3 separate regions of the Homo sapiens genome follow, and regions 2 and 3 are each linked to region 1. A link is an interaction called in ENCODE POLR2A ChIA-PET data of the cell type or tissue named here. Cell type or tissue: OCI-LY7. All regions are shown on one strand.

Region 1 (2,500 bases):
GTGGATGACTTGAGGTCAGGAGTTCAAGACCAGCCTGGCCAACATGGTGAAACCCCGTCTCTACTAAAAATACAAAAAAATTAGCCGGGCTTGGTGTGCACACCTGTAGTCCCACCTACCGGGGAGGCTGAGGCACGAAAATCCCTTGAACCCAGGAGGCGGAGGTTGCAGTGAGCTGAGATTGTGCCACCGCACTCCAGCCTGGGTGACAGAGCGAGACTGTCTCAAAAAATAACAACAAAAAATCAACAATACTGTTTGAACAGCCCCGATCATTTAATATTCTTTTATAACAATTTATAATGGCTATGAGGTAGTCTGTCATGCAGATGGAACATAATTCATTTTTTTTCTACTCCGCTTATGGACGTTTAGGTTTCCATTTTCTTTGATTGTTTCTTAAAAACACTGCATTTTGAACATTCTTTCCTGTACAAATATTTTGCACATGTAGCACTGATATTTTTTTAGATTGAGTTCCCAGAGGTCAAATTATCGAGTTAAAGAATATAAACAATTTATATTGTTGCTTTTGAAATATATGGCCAAATTATCTTTCAGAAATATTGAAATAGCTCACATTCCTACCAACAGTATTTAGTTCCCATTTCTCATGATCCTTGCCAGCAGTGGATATTATTACAGAAATTTCTAATTTTAAAGAAAAAAATATGGTACTTGTTTTTATTTGCACTTCTGTTAATAGCAAGATGAAACATTTAAGTAGATTATTGACCTTCTTTCAAAAACTTTATTTTTAATTGTGGTAAGAAACACATGAAATTTGCAATCTTACCCATTTTTATTATTTTTTTCACATGGTCTACACCATACTAGTGTATAGACCTTACCACTTTTTAAATGTACACTTCAGTAGCGTTAAGTGTATTCACATTGTTGTACAATAGATCTCTAGATCTTTTTCATTCACAGAAGTGAAACTCTGTATCAGTAAACAAGAATGTTCCATTTCCCCCTTAAATGCTCCTTTCACCCTTTCCTCTAGCCCTTGGCAACCACCATTCTACTTTGTCTTTATCAATTTAATTTCCTTGAAAACCTCATGTAAGTGGAATAATAAAGGATTTGTCTTTTTATGATTGGATTATTTCATTTAGCATAATGTCCTTAAGGTTCGTCCTCTTTTGTAGCATGTGGCAGAATTTCCTTCCCTTTTAAGGTTGAATGGTACCCATTGTATGGAGAGACCACATTTTGCTCATCCATTACATTTCATTGATGGACACTTAGGTTACTTCCACCTCTTGGCTATTGTGAATAATACTGCTGTGGATGTGGACCCACAAATAGCTCTTTGAGAGCCTGCTTTCAGCTCTTTTGGATGGATATCTGGAAGTGGAATTCCTGGATCATGTGGTAGTTTTCTGTAATTTTTTGAGGAACTGCTATACTGTTTTCTATAGCAGCTGCACCATTTTACATTGCTGCCAACAGAAGGGTTCCGATTTCTCCATATCCTCCTCAATGCTTTTTTGGTTTTTTGTTTCTTGGATCTATCCTAACGGGTGTGAGTTAATTTCTCATTGTGGATTAGTGATGTTGAGCATGTTTTCATATGTTTATTGGCCCTTTGCACGTCATCTTTGGAGAAACGTCTATCAATTCCTTTGTCCTTTTTTTTTTTTTTTTTTTTCTGTGAGACAGAGTCTTACTCTGTCACCCAGGCTGGAGTGCAGTGGCATGGTCTTGGCTCACTGCAGCCTCTGCCTCCCTGGCTCAAGCAGCCCTACAACACCAGCCTCCCGAGTGGCCTGGATTTCAGGCACATGCCACCATGTCTGGCTAATTTTTGTGTATTTTGTAGAGGTGGGATAGTAACTTCCCAATGAGTTCACCTTGCCCACTGCCTAGACAGAGCCAATTTATAAAGACGGGAATTGAAACGGCGAGAGAGTAATTTACGCAGACCCCGCTGTGTGGGAGACCAGCGTTGTTGCTGTTGTTTTGAGACTGCATCTCGCTCTGTTGCCCAGGCCTGGAGTGCAGTGGCGTGATCTTGGTTCACGCCATTCTCCTACGTCAGCCTCCCGAGTAGCTGGGACTACAGGCGCCCGCCACCACACCTGGCTAATTTTTTGTATTTTTAGTAGAGACGGGGTTTCACCGTGTTGTTAGCCAGGATGGTCTCGATCTCCTGACCTCGTGATCCGCCCACCTCGGCCTCCCAAAGTGCTGGGATTACAGGTGTGAGCCACTGGGCCCGGCCGGATTAGAGTTTTTAAAGACAATTTGGCGGGTAGGAGCTTAGGAAGTAGGGAGTGCTGATTGGTCAGGTTGGAGATGGAATCGTAGGGGGGTCAAAATGAGGTTTTCTTCCTGTCTTCTGTGCCTGGGTGGGATGGCAGAACTGCTTGAGCCAGATTACCACTCTGGGTGATATCAGCTGATCCTTCCAGTGCAGTTGCAGGGTCTGCAAAGTATCTAAAGCATGGATCTTAGGTTTTGCAATAACGATGTTATCCCCAGGAGCAATTTAGGA
Region 2 (2,500 bases), 230 kb before region 1:
GGAAAGGGATGTTGGTCAGACCAAAACAGATGTCCACCACAATTACCAAAACTCGTCTGAGTCTGGCCATTGCTCAAAAGCATCATGGGACAAATAGACAAATGAAAAATGCCCAGATGTTAAGTGGAAACTTGCCTCTCTTCAGTCACGAAATTGTCTTATATGGACCTTGAAGACGGCTCATGAAATGTGAAGACTTTTGTAAAATGTGGGCATAGCCTCAAAGCTGCCATGGGGGAAGCCAGGCACTCTGGAAGGGAAGGTAGGAAAGAGAAGACACTGAGGAGCATGACTGGGTGCTGCGCTCAGCCAGCCTCTCACCCCCACCCACTCCGTGAGGACCACTTGGAGCACTGGTTGAAACCCCGGCAGAGCTTGGTGACGGCATTTCTGCCACATACTGACACCATAACTAACTAAAGAATGTCCTTGGGCTAGAATTGAGAAGGCCTTAGAGATGCCCGGAAACAGCCTGCTGCTTGGACAAATGAGAAACCTGATGGTCAAAACCCCAAATCACAATTTATCCCTGGGCACCTGGTGGATTCTTCCATTTCCTGGAGACCGGTAAATTGATTTCAGGGGTATAATTCATGTGCACTTGAGTGGTTTCAACTCCTTATCTAATGATTTTAAGTTTTTGTTTAAATATTTTTTTCCAGAATGAAATAAAAAATACCTCTTCTCTCTCTAACACACACACACACACACACACACACACACAAAGGGTCTTCAAAAAGTTCATAGAGGCCAGGCACGGTGGTGCACGTCCGTAATCCCAGCAGTTTGGGAGGTCAAGGCAGGAGGATCGCTTGAGCCCAGAAGTTTGAGACTAGTCTGGGCAACATAGGGAGGGCCTGTCTCTACAAAAACATAAAACTTAGCCTGGCATGGTGGTATGTTCCTGTAGTCTCAGCTACTTGGGAAGCTGAGGCCGGGGGATCCCTTGAACCAAGGAGCTTGAGGCTACAGTGAACTATGATCATGCCACTGCACTGTAGCCTGGATGACAGAGCAAGATCCTGTCTACCCCCCGCAAAAAGTTCATGGAAAATACATATTATGAAAAAACTATGCATAGATTTCAAAAGTAAACTGGACTAACGTTATGTGTCTGAGCAGGATCTAGTTTAAGGCACTAAAATGATAAGACATAAGTTTGAAAAGAGCCTCTGTCAGAGCAACATGAATTCTGCTAAAACTGAAGCAAGGACAAATATCAAATTTATGGTGAAGCTTGGGTGGAAAAATGGTGAGATCAATGATGCTTTACAAAAAGTTTATGGAAATAATGCCTCCAAAGAAATCAGCAGTTTGCAAATAGATAACTTAGTTTTTTTGTTTGTCTGTTTGTTTTTCAATTTGTAGAGAGGGGGGTCTCGCTATGTTGGCCAGGCTGGTCTCCAACCCCTGGGCTCAAGCAATCCTCCTGCCTCAGCCTCCCAAAGTGCTGAGATTACAAACACAAGCCACCACACCCAGCCTTGTTTTAAGAAGGGATGAGATGATGTTGAAGATGTAGCCCGCAGCAGCAGACCATCCATCTCAATTTGGAAAAAAAAAAAAAATTCATCTTGCTTGTGCCTATTTAAAGAGGACTGACAATTAACTGCAGAAACAATAATCAACACTATAGACATCTCAACTGGTTCTCAACTAGAAAATTCTAAACGAAAACTTAAAGTTGAGCAAACTTTCCATTCAATGGATGCCAAAACCATTGCACCCAGATCAGCTGCAGACAAGAGCAGAGCTTTCAACAGAAATTTAAACAAGTGGGACCAAGATCCTGAAGAATTTCTTTGAAGAATTGTAATAGGAGATGAAACATGGCTTTACCAGTATGATCTTGAAGACAAAGTACGATCAAAGCAATGACTACCAAGAGATAAAAGTCCAGTCTAAGCAAAAGCAGACCATTCAAGAGCAGAGGTCATGGCAACAGTTTTTTGGGATGCTCAAGGCATTTTGCTTGTTGACTTTCTGGAGGGCCAAAGAATGATAACATCTGCTTATTATGAGAGTATTTTGAGAAAGTTAGCCAAAGCTTCCACAGAAAAACACCCAGAAAAGTGTCATCAGAGAGTCCTTCTCCACCAAAACAGTGCTCCTGCTTATTCCTCCCATCAAACAAGGGCAATTTTTCTAGAGTTTCAATGGGAAATCATTAGGCATCCATCTTACAGTCCTGATTTGGCTCCTTCTGACCTTCTTAATTTTCTAATCTTAAGAAAAAATTTAGGCCAGGTGTGGTGGCTCATGCTGTAATCCCAGCACTTTGGGAGACCAAGGCAGGTGGATTGCTTGAGTCCAGGAGTTCGAGACTAGCTTGGGCAATGTGGTGAAACCCCAACTCTACAAAAAATACCAAAAACATTAGCTGGGTGTGGTGTTGGGAGCCTATAGTCCCAGCTATTCAGGAGACTGAAGTGGGAGGATCACCTGAGCCCGGGGGGCAGAGGTTGCAGTGAGCAGAGATCATGCCACAGCACTCCAGCCT
Region 3 (2,500 bases), 130 kb before region 1:
GTTTTGAAAATAAATCACATGCTCAACAGAAGCAGTTTTGGCCAGGCACGGTGGCTCGCACCTATAATCCCAGCACCTTGGGAAACCAAAGCAGGAACATCGCTTGAGCCCAGGAGTTGGAGGCCAGTTTGGGCAACATAGTGAGACCCCATCTCTACAAAGAAAAAAAAAAGAATCAGCAAGACGTGGTGGACACCTCCTGTAGTCTCAGCTACTTGGGAGGCTGAGGCAGAAGGATTGCTTGAGCCTGGGAGTTCAAGGTGCAGTGAGCTGTGATCATGCCAGTGCACTTTGGCCTAGGCAACGGAGCAAGACCTTGTCTCAAAAAATTATTAAATAATAAATCAGGCACAACTTTAACAACACTTATTGAGTCCTTAGCATGTGCTATACTGTGTGCCAAATTATTTGCTTTTAATGTGCTGTGAAATATCTGTGCAGTAGATACTAAAATTCTGTTTTATTAACCTAAACCACAAAGAGGTTAATTAACTTGCCCAAAGCCACACAGCTCGTAAGTGGGGTAGGTCCATCATTCTCACCCAGGCAGTGTGACTCCAGAGCTTGTGACATTGATGTAAAACTCTGACAGGAATAAAGGATTTATTGATATCATTGGTTCTCAAACTTTTTTTGGTCTCAGGGCCTCTTTATACTCTAAAAAAATTATTGAGGATCCCCAGAGAGCTTTTGTTTATATGGGTTATAATTATCAATACTAACAGTAGAAATTAAAACAAATTTCTAAAATGACTTTTCTAAAAAAGCTGAGAAGAGTAGCATTTTACATTTTTACAGATATTCAACATGTGTCTTAAGGCAATTTTACTTAAACACATTTGATTGCTGTGGCGGATCATTTTGGTGGAGGTATATGAAGACAATCCAAAGTCACAAATAGATGAAAAAAGGGGGCCTTACACAACCCCCTCCCAAAAAGGACTCTGGAATCCCCAGTGAATCCGTAGACCACATTTTGAGAGCCACTGGTTTATATTAAGTACTTTCTAGCGCAGGGGGTCCAATCTTTTGGCAGCCCTGGGCCACATTAGGAGAATTGTCGAGGGCTACACATAAAATAGACTTAATACCAACCATAGCTGATGAGCTAAAAAAAAAAAAAAAAAAAATCGCAAGAAAGTTTCAATGTTTTAAGAAAGTTTACAAATTTGTGTTGGGCCTCCAAAGCCATCCTGGGCCACAGGTTACACAAGTTTGTTCTAACATTTACTATCATTTAGAATGATTACAGATAGTTGGTATGAGTTTTAACATTTTTAATATTTCTTACCGTTTGTGTTTTGTTTATGCTTTTAAAATGTGTCAGTAATTCAGACTAATTCCTGGAAGTCATTTGAAATATATTAACTTTCAAGACTTTATTATTACCAGAAATAAAGAGGTTAGTTTTTCTGTATGCCCACACAACTCTGACTTTGGTGTCATTGAACGCAGTAATTTTCTTGACTTTTTATTCTGAATGTTTTCAGAAATTTTAAGTATTCTACGTTGAGTATCAAACTCAGGTTTTTCTGCTTGTAAAGTTAATGGAAATCAGATGTTTTTAATTACCAAATATGGGTTCTTGCTCTAGTCATTTCCATCTCACTATTGGAATGTTTTTATTTAAAATACGCCATGAAAACAATTTAATACTCTGAGTTTGCTGTATGAAAAAATGTCTTCTAAACAGGCTGACAAACCAAGAGGATTTGCCAGAGGTCTTGATCCTGAAAGAATAATTGGTGCCACAGACAGCAGTGGAGAATTGATGTTTCTCATGAAATGGTGAGTATGCAGAGATTGTTACATTTGAAAGTAAGAGTAGCTTTTTTTTTTTAATTTGTGAAATGGTTTTTCATCATTAGGTAGGGAAAAACTATCTGCTGAGAGGATGATTCTGGTTACTTTTACTAGTAGTGTTTTAAAGCAAGGGTCAGCAAACTGTGGCCTGTTTTGAAAATGAAGTTTATTAGAACATAGCAACAAGTAACATAACTCTCCTGGAGCACTTCAATACCTTTTGTTTGGACTATTATTTCTTAAATGAATGGCTGTCGGTTGACATGAACAACTTCGACTTGTAACTGAATTTTTCTTTTTCTTAAAACAGGAAAGATTCAGATGAGGCAGACTTGGTGCTGGCGAAAGAGGCAAATATGAAGTGTCCTCAAATTGTAATTGCTTTTTATGAAGAGAGACTAACTTGGCATTCTTGTCCAGAAGATGAAGCTCAATAATTGTTCACATTGTTCTTTTATATATATTTATATATATATATAAAAATTGGGTCTTAGATTTTGATTTACTAGTGTGACAAAATAACTACATCCTAATGAAAATCAAGTTTGATATGTTTGTTTTGAAAGTAGCGTTGGAAGAGTTGTTGGGGGTTTTTTGCATCCATAGCACTGGTTACTTTGAACAAATAAATAAAAGCTTTCTGTAGTTGCTTCCTTTATCAGAAAAGAACATTTGATACCATGGTATATCATTTCCT

Evidence for each region. Peaks named below come from ENCODE experiments on the same cell type or tissue, not always from the same donor. Only the 100,000 strongest peaks of a DNase experiment are listed, where the experiment ranks them.
Region 2: POLR2A ChIA-PET joins it to region 1 with 9 read pairs; 2 of 35 experiments call an interaction of 5 or more read pairs at or near these places.
Region 3: POLR2A ChIA-PET joins it to region 1 with 5 read pairs; 10 of 35 experiments call an interaction of 5 or more read pairs at or near these places.

What each region holds. Positions count from the first base shown.
Region 1 is chr7:26,336,477-26,338,976 of GRCh38, forward strand. The region is part of intron 1 of SNX10 (sorting nexin 10); the gene reads left to right. Among named protein-coding and RNA genes, the nearest start is that of SNX10, 46 kb to the left of the region's middle. In OCI-LY7, no CTCF peak of the experiment used is centred here; DNase peaks (open chromatin) are centred at 80 and 965; H3K4me3 peaks cover 1,466 bases; H3K27ac peaks cover 1,774 bases.
Region 2 is chr7:26,107,546-26,110,045 of GRCh38, forward strand. All of the region lies in intron 1 of LOC105375199 (a long non-coding RNA gene), which reads right to left. All of the region lies in intron 1 of LOC105375198 (a long non-coding RNA gene), which reads left to right. Among named protein-coding and RNA genes, the nearest start is that of NFE2L3, 43 kb to the right of the region's middle. In OCI-LY7, no CTCF peak of the experiment used is centred here; no DNase peak of the experiment used is centred here.
Region 3 is chr7:26,209,969-26,212,468 of GRCh38, forward strand. CBX3 (chromobox 3) reads left to right here. Exons shown (of 6, transcript NM_016587.4): 5 at 1,694-1,788; 6 at 2,114-2,500. The coding sequence ends at 2,240. Among named protein-coding and RNA genes, the nearest start is that of CBX3, 9.5 kb to the left of the region's middle. In OCI-LY7, no CTCF peak of the experiment used is centred here; no DNase peak of the experiment used is centred here.